Regions from separate parts of the Homo sapiens genome. Here all the other regions are linked to region 3. A link is a contact called in ENCODE Hi-C or POLR2A ChIA-PET data. All regions are on one chromosome and are shown on one strand. The core of a region is the stretch at or near the end of the contact, and the rest is flanking DNA. Distances in the headings are between cores, read along the strand shown.

Region 1 (3,844 bases), core at 148-2,647, 90 kb after region 3:
TTTATTTTTAGATAAATGCTTATGGTGTACTGGTTAAGGCACCAGGTTTTTCAGTTATAACAATCTTTACTTGAATCTCAGCTTTGCCTCTTTTATACAATGTGACTTTTGGCAAGTTGTTCTCTAACTAATTCTTTCAGCTATAAAATATGGATATTAAACTACATCTGGAAGAATTATGAAGCATAAATAGGAACATACAGGAAAGTGCTTAGCATGGAGTTGGGGTATGAAAAGAACTTAATAAATATCAGTTATTCTCATCATTTTTATTTGATTCTGTGATAAAGGTCAAGGCAATTGTTTTCTGTAATGTTAGCAACATCTTACTGCTTAATTCTTTTATGTCTGTTGGTTGGTTGATTTGTTGCTGAGTTAACTAGTTGCTTTGTTTGGTTTGGATGTAAGCAAAACAAAGGATCATCCACCAGACCCCTCTTTGAACTTTTCTGGTATATATCATAAAACCCATTATGTAATGGCTCCAATTTGCTGCAAAGAAATGAACTGCCAAAGTATGATGTTACTTGCTCATGATATATTTAGAGATTATAACTTCTAATTTATTTTGAATTTAGCAGTGAACCTAAGGTTAAGAGGTGGCAGCAACTAATTTCCTCTGCTTATTTTCTTAATTTTTATTGTAACGATTGCATTCTTAGTATAATTATCTGTAAAAAATTGTTGTCTCCTCCATGAGATTACCTATAATCACGTTAAGTGCAAGACTCCATACCTAACACAGTGCCTGGCTCATAGTAGATGCTCAATAAACATTCCATGAATAATAAATGGAATATCTATTGCACATCTAATGTATGCCCTGAAATTATTTAATTTTTAAAACAATCATGCAAGGTAAATGTTATTATTCTCATTTCACAGATGAAGCAGTTGAACTCAGAGTTAATGAAGCTGCCAAAGAGACTGAAATTACATGACCTAAACTCAGGCTGTAGTAACCTTGGTGCTGGTGGCTGAGGCAGGACTGGCCCTGGATAGAATGTAGTAAGTGTGGGTCTCAGCTTGGCACTTCTCAGAGGCAGCTTTCTATTCTCCTCCCTGGTAAGGCCAATCTTAGTGGTTACCTTTATGTAAAGTAGAACTATGTCCTGTGCCAAGCAAGATAAGCAGCTCTATGCATGTCCCTAAGAAGCTAAAATAGATGCTCATCATCCCAGTCTGCAAATTAAGCCAAAATTTCAGTGTCACTAGCAGTCAACTCTCCAAAGACAAATAGGTTGTAATCTAGTTTCAGAAAGGAAAAAGTGACTAGTTGTCTGAAAGAACTGACATCACCTGCAAGCTAAGTACCTTTTCCTGTATCTGTGGGCTTTCTGCTCACCCTGGCTGTCTTGCTGTGCTCACTTGTACCAGATGGACGGCGAAACAAGACTTGCCAGGAAACTGAAACTTGCAACCAAACGAGAGAGACCAATTGCCAGACAGCGTGTCTCAACACTGCTCCGTCAGCACACAACTTATGTAATCGCCTGTTTATGCAACAGAGTACATGAATTTTAATTGATAGCACTGTTAGGTTTGATTCAGTGTCATCTAGTAGAGAGTTCTTCACTGGAAATTCTACTTGTGGTTCTACCACTAAATTTGTGGTATTAGGGGGTGGGAGGAAAAGTCAGAACCAGCTCTGTTTGCAATAATGCAACTCAATGCTGTATTCAAGGAGAAGTGGAGTGAACAGAGGGATGCTTCTTCAAAGTTGAACACATTGGAAAAAATGAAGAATTTGTAGCAGGGTTAGAGGAAATACAATAAGATATCAAGAACCTTATAACGTCTAAGTAACCAAAGCTGAGACAAGAGTGTTAGAAAAAGGAAGCTGTGTCTTTAGAACTAACAGTAAGTATAAAGCTCTCCACAGAGGAAGCATCTGCGCGCTTAGGTCTCACTTTAAATATCAGATCCTCTAGGAAGCCTTCACTACTTCCCCTACACCCCAAAACTGACTTAAAGAGTCATTGTGTGTGTTCAAGTAGCACCTTCTCTTCCACCTGTTATAGCCTGCATTGCACAACATCCTAACCAATGGCTTACTTGTCTCTCTTTCCACAAGTGTCAAAAATTTACCAGGACAGTGCTGGGACCTCATTCACTGTCATGACCCTTGCACCAAGCTCAAATCCTGGTATGTAATGAGCACCTCGGAAGAATTTGTTGAATTAATGAATAAACAGTGTCCCATGTTACACAAAATAGTGATGATCCCACTGAAGACCATCAAAGCCAAAGATGAAGGGAACATAAAAGAAGATATAGAACAACAAGAAGGAAGAGGAGGAAGAGTTGAAGGGAAAAGAGTTGGAGCAAGGAGAGGAAGGTGAAAAGAAATGAAGAAAGAGGATGGTAAGGAAGAAGAGGAAGGGAAGAGGAGTTGAATGGAGAAGAGGAGGAAAGAGGAGAAGGAGGAGGAATGATGAGGAGGCTGAGAATAAGAGATGAATGAGGAGGAGGAGGAGGAGTAAAAACAGCTTCAAAGAAAAGAAGTAGGAATAAACTCTGCCTCACAGAATATCATGACAGACATAAGGCTTATCCTCCAAATGGAAAAAAATGCGAAGCAATAGAAGTACTTGGAGGATCCCAAGCACTTCCAGGTAATGGTATGCAAAGTCCTGCAGTGGGAATGGTAGCAGCTGTGTGGAGTCCTGATATGGCCACTAGGGATGTCTTACTGGAGTGAGTGTACGTACGCTACCTGAACCTTATCTCGCTGCTCTCTCCTGCTGAGTCAGGGAGCAGATAACCCTCTCAGAAGGGTCTGAGGGACAATGAAGTTTGAAGGAAAGAAGCTGAGTGAGCTAAAGAGACATAAAGGACCAACATGGCACCTGGTGACCTAGGTTTGAATCCTAGCTCCTTCAATTATCATGAAATGGCCTTTGGAAAATTATTGCATTTTCTGTAGCCTCAGTTTACCTACCTATAAATCTATCACAATAATAGCATTCTCTTCGCATTGTAATGAAGATTAAATTAAATGAGATAGCATATAATTACCATAAAGCATCTAGCCCAAAAGCTCCTGATATGTAGCAGTTGCTCAACAAATACTTGTTTCCTTTCTTCCTCCTGGTTGAAAAGAGGTTTTGTTGTCCTTATTTCTGCGCACAGGCATTTGGAATTCAAAAGGAAAAATCTGATGGGAATAGCAACTCTAAAGGTGGTAGTGGATTTTGGGAGATCTATTGCAGGGATCTGTCCTCCGTGTTATCCTGTTTACGTTTTCCCTCCAATAACTTAAATGCAGTTAGAAAGAGACTGAATATCAAAATGTATGAGACAAAAAGCTAAGTTTAGGACTATGAACGATGGCAGCATTAGGTTCCAAAAAGATTTTAGTCAGCCGGAGGAACAGGCTTGACTAAAGTTCACAGAATGCAAAATGAAAGTGTAAGTTCCCACACCTGGGTTCAACAACTCAAGTGTGTAAATGTAAACATCATACCTAGATTGATTGATACTGAACATTATGTTTTTGATATGGTTTACACTAATTTGTATGTAGCATGAAATCTCAGCCAAGTGTAACTATATGAAATTTAGCACCTTCGCTTGAGTTTAAATTTCTGAAGAAAGTAAAATGAATTTCATGCCTGCATGACTCAAATAGATGGAGAGGTCTTTTTCATTTTCCCGAAATATCTTCAGGCTGTTCTAACACAACATGGTCAAGATGACTCACAGGACAAAGCAACCTGCCCTATCCTCCTACACGAGTCTCATCTTTCCTGATTAATGCTTTCTTATAAGCCTGAAAGTAAGACACTCAGAAACTACACTTACTCCTGGGAAAAGGCCGGGCATGGTGGCTCACTCCTATAAT
Region 2 (3,853 bases), core at 1,112-3,611, 73 kb before region 3:
CCTTTACAAAAAAAAATTCGGCCGGGCATGGTGGCTCACGCCTGTAATCCCAACACTTTGGGAGGCCGAGGCAGGCGGATCACGGGGTCGAGAGATTGAGACCATCTGGCCAACATGGTGAAACCCCGTCTCTACTAAAAACACAAAAATTAGCTGGGCCTGGTGGTGCACATCTGTAGTCCCAGCTACTCGGGAAGCTGAGGCAGGAGAGTCACTTGAACCCGGGAGGCGGAGCTTGCAGTGAGCCGAGATCGCGCCACTGCACCTCCAGCCTGGCAACAGAGCGAGACTCCGTCTCAAAAAAATAAATAAATAAATAAAATAAAATAAAATAAAATAAAATCTCACTTTCTGTTTCTACTGTTCTCTCAAGTACCCCTCTGCCTTCTGTTACTTCTTTGCTGCATTCTGAGAGGAATGGGGTGGGGAGCACTCTTTCCTGTAGAACCCCATAACCCATCTATTTTCATCAATTTATTTGAAATTCAAAGCCAGGGGTTAAAATGTCCACTTTCAATTTGAGATGTCTAACTTTCAGATAAATCTATTAACATGCATTTCTAAGTGACTTTTAAGCTAAGCATTTTATTTTATTGAGCTCGTATGGAAGGGTAACTATTATACTTGTATAATAAAGTGCACTTTCAAAAATACTCGGTTCAAATGTAAAATAATATTCGTAATATTTTAAGACAAACCTCCTAGAACTTATATGTGTCTTTCTTCCCAGAGCAGTCTCTATGGGTGCCTAAACAATACTGCATTATTAGATTTTTTTCAGTTTATAAGCCACACAAGAAAGTTAACCCATGTCATCTCTAGAGGCATAAAAATAGACAGTTGTTCTGAGAAACATATCTGTTTATTCCTAGTTCAGTAACAGCGCAATGAGATCCTAAATTATGAGGTACTTTTTGTTTATCTTATTGTCTCATTGGCAACCAGCAACTCCTGTTGCATTTTTGACATGGGAATCTATCAGGGTGTGGTTAATAAAGTACATTTCCATGGTAAGTATTCTTTAAGAAAAAATAAACCAAGATTTCATCAGAGACAGAAATTACTGCAAACTGTACTTACCAGTTTCTGGTGATTTGTATAACTGAGCTTTCAATTTCAAAAATTAAAAAGTTCTCTTTAGTGTAACATATTTTTGTGTCCAGTAATTTTACTTCAAAAATAAAAGAGAATTTTCTTTACCATCAAACAACGTTGCTGTAATGAGTGGTGATATATTTAGTCCTAGAGGACCAAAGAGAAATAAAATGGCTTTGATTATGCTGGTTTAAGAAAATATATCCGATGAAACAGAGGTTAATATTTGTGATGTTTGATTTAGTAAAATTATAAGACTACCAAAGAAAACTAGAAGAGCAAAATAACCAAAATTTATATAAAGAATTCAATGTTGATAATTCAAAGGTTTAGAATTTTTTCCACCTTTCAAATACTAAGTTGCTGTTATAGATTTACTACCATTATTACCCAGATTTTCTATTTTACTAAAAAATAATAACACAGTTCGTTATGATAAATCAGTATAGATCTTTAGGCTCAACACAACCCTGCTACCTTTTAAACTTTTTTATTATACAACAAACACATATGCATTATCAAGAAAAGATGAGTTTAGCAAAATGAAGAAAAATAGTCTTATCAACTAGAAATAAGCACCATTAAAATTTCTGTGTGTTAAAAGATAATATGCTGCTGAAACTTTTTTTTTCTTGAAATGTCCCTCTTTTCTTTCACTTTTCATTTTCTTAATCCCTAACCTTCTACTGTTGAATTTTCTGGACCACCGTTATACCCCCTCATCAATAGGGCATTTTTTTCTGCAGTAGCTGAGCACAATGGTCATATTGAAGAAATTCCCTTGTGGGGGCTTTGCCTAGAGGTAAAATCCTCTTGGCCGGGTGCGTTGGCTCATGCCTGTAATCCCAGCACTTTGGGAAGCTGAGGCGGGAGCATCTTCTGAGGTCAGGAGTTTGAGATTAGCCTGGCCAACGTGGTGAAATGCCGTCTCTACTAAAAATACAAAAAATTAGCCGTCATAGTGTGCATTCCTGTAATCCCACCTACTCGGGAGGCTGAGGCAGGAGAATTGCTTGAATGCCGGAGGCAGAGGTTGTAGTGAGCCAAGATCTAGATTGTGCCACTGTGCTCCAGCCTGGGTGACAGAGCAAGACTCCGTCTAAAACAAAACAAAACAAAACAACAACAACAAAAACAAAGTAAAACCCTCTTCACTGTGATGACTCTAAAGCTTGCTTTTGTCTCTCTAAATCACAACAAACCGTTTGCAGTGTGATGCTGTGCTCAAAATTGAGAATTCTCACTGACTGTTCCAGGCATCTGTCTACTCATTCTTGCCATGCTGAGGGCTGTCATTTCTCACCACTGAATGCCTTTTTTTTTTTTTTTGTGCTTCTTTTTAAAAGTCTTTTCCTGTTTGCTTTGAACTTCAATAAAAACAGGGGGTAAGAAGGTAATATGCTTTTATTTTGTCTGTGGGGTTTTTTTCTTCCTTCTTTTGGTTCCTTTTCAGATCCTAGCTCATCAAGGCCATTTGCCACACTGACACTGGAATAAGCCTGAATGGGGGTCTATATTTCTTCCAGTAGTTAGTTTAATTCGGTCATTGAGCTGTTGCTCTATTTGTAACCGTCATGCTAGATCCGAGGGCTGACTATTCCTGAGAAAGTGTGGAGATCCTTTCAGACTGCCATGGTGCTAGGGCAGAGTTTCAGTCATTATCTTCTGTGTCTGCTAATTCTTGCATCATTTCTTCTACTCTGTAACCTGGTTGGCTATGAAAAGTGATTCTTCCTCACTGATGCTGCAGGCAATGGGTGAATATCCAATTGTTCTCTCAGGTTCTTGTCATCGGATACAAAGAACAAATTTCATGTGTCCCTGTTTCTGAGAGGTTCAAAGGGAGCAAATGCACAGATTCTAGCTTAGGATGACTTCCAGCTTCTAACTATTTGTCTGTGCATTCCATTTCCTCACCCCTGCGAGAGGTTGCAGTCATGGTAACGGCTGTTCTGAGAAATTCAGTGCCCAAACTGGAGGGAGGGGAACACAAACTCAGCTTCTTCCCAAGCTTCAGGGCAGGGCTGGCAAGTTTTGCCTTCCCCGCCAGCAAGAGCCCTGGCTTTAGGGGTCTTGCTACAGTTTTCCCAGACTGGAGGTCTTGGGGCTGGATTCTGGTTCTTAGCGAATTCTTGCCAAACACCTCCCCTTTCCCCAGTATCCATTTGTTTTGAAGGTTCTTTGCAGGCTTCTTGCCAATAATTGTCTTAAAACAAATGGAGTTGTTTGCATACCTAGATGGAGTAAAATATTTAGGAAACTATTCTACAAATATGAAACAGCCCAGATTTGGGCCAGAAGTCCTGGTCCTGAGTCTCTTGTTAGCCACTCTTAACTGTGAATTATTGGACAAATCATTTCTCGCACTCTGTGTAATCTGTCACCTGGGTACTTGATGATTTAAACCAGGAATTGTGGCCCTTCTCATAATACTGTCTCCTAAATATTGGGTGAATTTAGTATATCAAGGAGGGCAGGGCACTATACCCGTAGGGGACTCTCTCTCTCCCTCTGTCTCTTTGCCTTTCTCAGATATGCATCTTTGGTGGCAGACCTGGGGTTCAAACCACAGTTGTTTTGAAATTTCTCTTTCCTTCTCCACTATGCTCCCCCTCACTGAAACTTTAATAATAAAAGTAGCACACTTATTGGGCATGTATTTGTTATGTGCCAGGTTCTGTGCTAACAGCTTTAAGTGCATTATTCCACGTATTTTCACAACAAGCCTGTGAGGAAGAGGTTATTTCCACTTATAGAT
Region 3 (3,723 bases), core at 643-3,142:
CCATCACGCAAGCAGTGTACACTGTACCCAGTGTATAGTCTTTTATCTCTCACCTGCCTCCAACCCTTTCCCCAAGTCCCCAAAGTCCAATATATTATTCTTATGCCTTTACGTCCTCATAGCTTTGTCACACTTATGAGTGAGAACATACGATGTTTGGTTTTCCATTCCTGAGTTACTTCACTTGGAGTAATGGTCTCCAATTCCATACAGGTTGCTGCAAGTGCTATTATTTCATTCCTTTTTATGGCTGGGTAGTATTCCATGGTGTATATATACCACATTTTTTTTATCCGCTTGTTGATTGGTGGGCATTTGGGCTGGTTCCATATTTTTGCAATTGCAAATTGTGCTGCTATAAATATGCATGTGCAGGTGTCTTTTTTGTATAATGACTACTTGTTCTCTGGGTAGATACCCAATAATGGGATTGCTGGATCAAATGGTAGATCTACTTTTAGGTCTTTAAGGAATCTCCACACTGTTTATCATAGTGGCTGTACTAGTTTACATTCCCATCAGCAGAGTAAAAGTGTTCCCTTTCCACCACGTCCACACCAACATCTATTATTTTTTTATTTTTTGATTATGGCCATTCTTGCAGGAGTAAGTTGATATCATATTGTGATTTTGATTTGCGTTTCCCTGATAATTAGTGATGTTGAACATTTTTTCGTATGTTTGTCAGTCATTTGTATATCTTCTTTTTAGAATTGTCTATTTATGTCCTTAGGCCACTTTTTGAAGAGATCATTTGTTTTTTATTGCTGATTTGCTTGAGTTCCTTGTAGATTCTGGATATTAGTCTTTTGTCAGGCACCCCATTGCAGTAGCCATGTTCTCTTTATTGGAAGTGAGTTACTAGGTCCTGCTGACACTCAGGAAAGTGAGATTACACAAGGACATGAATATTAGGAGGCAGGGATCAGGGGCCGTTTGTAGAGGTTGCCTACCACTGTACCCAAACATGGTAGCAATAACAGAGCTAGCATTTAATATGAGTTTACCACCTGCCAGGAAAAACACACTGTACATATTATTCTCACACAGTCCTGTGAGGGAGGTAAAGTTATTAGCCTCATTTAATGAATGAGGAAACTGAGGCAAATGAAGGTTAAATAATGAAAGTCCCACAGTTTGTGTGTAGCATCCTCAGGCTTCAAAATGTGATAATCTGACTCCAGATACCATGCGTTTAACCTCAATGCTAAATTTTCTCTGATTAAATAGCTCAACAAATGGTAGCTGTTGTCATTAAATGCAAGGGCAATTGATGTGGCAAAGAATATTAAAGGAGGGAGCAGTGGGGAAAGAAAATCCAGGAGATGGGTTCACCAGCTATCCTGGGTAGCTCTACTCAAGAAACTGAGAAAGGAGATGAAATTCCCTAGCCAGGAGAAAATGTGGCAATTTCTTTTGGGTTAAGTCCAAGAACCACCATTAAGTCTTGGAGACTAGGGTTATCAGGAGAGCATCTTTAAGGCTAAAAGGCAGGGGTCTGACTCAGAAAGAAAAGAGCCTTGCTAAAGACAGCATTGTAGTCTCAAGAGACAGGACGGCATCCTAGACATGGATACTTGGGAAAGAGCTTTAGAGCCTTAAACATCGGCAACCAAATTGTGATTTTTATTTTCTAACTCAGAGGCCTTTGGGGTAAAAGTTTTGGTCTGGGACTCCCAGATAAGGTTATTGTTTTTGGCAAGAGAGAAAAAGAAAAAAAATAGAGCATTTACTGAAATAACATGTACTCTTTCATCTGTTTCCTTATATTTGAAAATGTTGTTTCAAAAAAGATTCATGATTCAAAGGCTAAGATTGCATTACATCCCTGGAAAGGAAATAATGGCCATGCACGTGACACCTGGCAAACAGTTCCGCCACCCAGGGCCTTGGGAGCACTTATCATTCTAGCAAAAACTGGCTTTTAGGGAGTGAAACGACAGCCTCTCCTTTCTAAGCCAAACATGTGGTCAGAACATTTGGTTAGAGGGCAGGAAACAGCAAATAAAGGTAGTTTCATTTGGACTCTTGGTCACTAGTTACATCCAAAAAGAGATTCTTAATGGAAGTCACAGCTGGTGCTCAGGTAGTTAGTCAATGGTGCTAGCAAAATCATAACAGACAGTGGCATATGTTACTGGGTTTTTTGAGGAAAGAGAAAAAAAATCACTTCTTCACTACTGTCCAACTCAGGGCCAGAATACGGAGTGGAGAAGTGTGAATAGCATGTAACAAGCTCTTCTCATCTTGAGATATGGTTCACTTTAAGAATGCAATGTGAGTTTTTTTTTTCAATTGGAGAATGAATTATTTTAAGGATAACTACTTTGCATTTATAAGTATTGTTTAATTTAGGAAAAGATTCTATTAAGACTTCAGAGTTCCCATCCATCAAAATTTTGTTTGGAAGCATGCTTGAAATCACGGCCTTGCAAAATTTTGAAGCTCAAGGAGACACTGGAGGTCAGCACAGATCTGGGAATCTTAGGGATCGTTGTTTGGGGAATAGAGACCGGGAAGGAGATCACATTGCTACTAGCAAAATAAAACTTTCCTTAACTTGATTGTGACAGGTCGGAAATAAGGTTGGGACAAGAGGCAGGCTGGATGTATCCATGGAATTTGTTTCCTTCCCTAACTAATGGCTGTAGCTTGAAAGAAAGATGCATCAAAAAATTGTCTTTCTGAAGTTTTTGCTTTGTATTTACTAGATTTTCTTCATCCCAAAGCAGTTTAAAGGAATCTCTTTATTCCTGAAGAGAATCTGATATCCAAGTTCTAGTAAAGGGGTGAGATCTCAGATATGTTGAAAATTGTGGAATTCTGTTATTTTCTTTGATTACTATTATACCACTAGTTCACTCTTCACCACCTCAATCAGTATAAAACATCTAAATATAAACTATTTTAGGTCTTTAGGTCAGAATTCACTCTATGTCATCTTTGCATTCACCATTCTGCCCAAGATGCTCAGCATGTTGCTGTGAACATTGGGTAAATGGTAACACTTTCTAGTATGTCAGTAGTGAAGGCTCAGATCAGACACAATGCCTGCAGCCTAATAACAACAGTCTCTGCTTCTCACAATCTGAGCAAATTATACCCAAATACAAGGGTTGAAAGCATTGAAGGAAAGTTTTTTAAAGTCCTAGTTGATCCACAAGAACATGCATCCATTAATTAACTTTTAAAAAAGTTATTGAGCACCTGCATTTCAGGCACTCTCCTGGGTGCTGAGGCTTACGGTATAAGCAAGACACAATACTTCCTAGAAAAGGACTCTTTCTCTTACATTAAAAACATAATTTGATTTATACAAATTCTGTTTACATTTCACTTATCAAAAATATGTCTATTTTTGCCTACATCTGTGTATATCTGTAGTATCATTTATTATTAAAAGACGCCAAATAATATGCAATCTGGCCCTGGAATTACCTCATCATCTTTCCTTAAGGATGGGAAATGGTGAGAGCTATTACTTTGGGAAATGATCCCAGTTTCATCTGAAATAACTTTGCTTCTTTTTCTTCTAACCCTTTTGTATCTTCTGTATATAGTTTGGTCAAGCCAACAGCATTGGAATAATTATTTTCAGGATAACTTTCAAATATATTTTACAATCAGTATAGCTCAGGCAACAATGGGACATAGGCCATGGAGCTGAAGCCCTATTCTGAGTGCCACTTGTTAATCTGGATGTACTTTCTTTAGATTCTGGGT

The links. A loop is a pair of places that touch in the nucleus more often than their neighbours do. ChIA-PET counts read pairs that join two places held with the same protein, here RNA polymerase II (POLR2A). Pooled maps may share reads with other maps.
Region 1: a loop to region 3 is called in a pooled map, with 4 times the contacts of the local background. The contact joins two enhancer-like sites. A Hi-C loop is called at or near these places in 2 of 168 maps with a recorded cell type or tissue (mammary epithelial cell and naive thymus-derived CD4-positive, alpha-beta T cell), 23 of 37 single-sample maps with no recorded cell type and 14 of 50 pooled maps. POLR2A ChIA-PET finds 5 or more read pairs at or near these places in 5 of 52 experiments (MCF 10A, RWPE1, activated T-cell and 1 more).
Region 2: a loop to region 3 is called in a pooled map, with 2.8 times the contacts of the local background. The contact joins two enhancer-like sites. A Hi-C loop is called at or near these places in 3 of 168 maps with a recorded cell type or tissue (CD4-positive, alpha-beta T cell, CD8-positive, alpha-beta T cell and naive thymus-derived CD4-positive, alpha-beta T cell) and 14 of 50 pooled maps. POLR2A ChIA-PET finds 5 or more read pairs at or near these places in 10 of 52 experiments (A673, CD4-positive, alpha-beta T cell, K562 and 6 more).

The regions. Positions count from the first base shown.
Region 1 is chr10:89,162,419-89,166,262 of GRCh38, forward strand. No RefSeq gene overlaps it. Among named protein-coding and RNA genes, the nearest start is that of CH25H, 43 kb to the right of the region's middle. RefSeq lists an enhancer at 1,161-1,210. Within about 2 kb of position 1,398, at least 9 of the 41 ENCODE cell types and tissues checked have a DNase peak (open chromatin) inside an H3K27ac peak, as active enhancers do.
Region 2 is chr10:88,998,855-89,002,707 of GRCh38, forward strand. The region is part of intron 1 of FAS (Fas cell surface death receptor); the gene reads left to right. Among named protein-coding and RNA genes, the nearest start is that of FAS-AS1, 7.8 kb to the left of the region's middle. Within about 2 kb of position 2,362, at least 4 of the 41 ENCODE cell types and tissues checked have a DNase peak (open chromatin) inside an H3K27ac peak, as active enhancers do.
Region 3 is chr10:89,072,384-89,076,106 of GRCh38, forward strand. No RefSeq gene overlaps it. Among named protein-coding and RNA genes, the nearest start is that of MIR4679-2, 11 kb to the left of the region's middle. Within about 2 kb of position 1,893, at least 10 of the 41 ENCODE cell types and tissues checked have a DNase peak (open chromatin) inside an H3K27ac peak, as active enhancers do.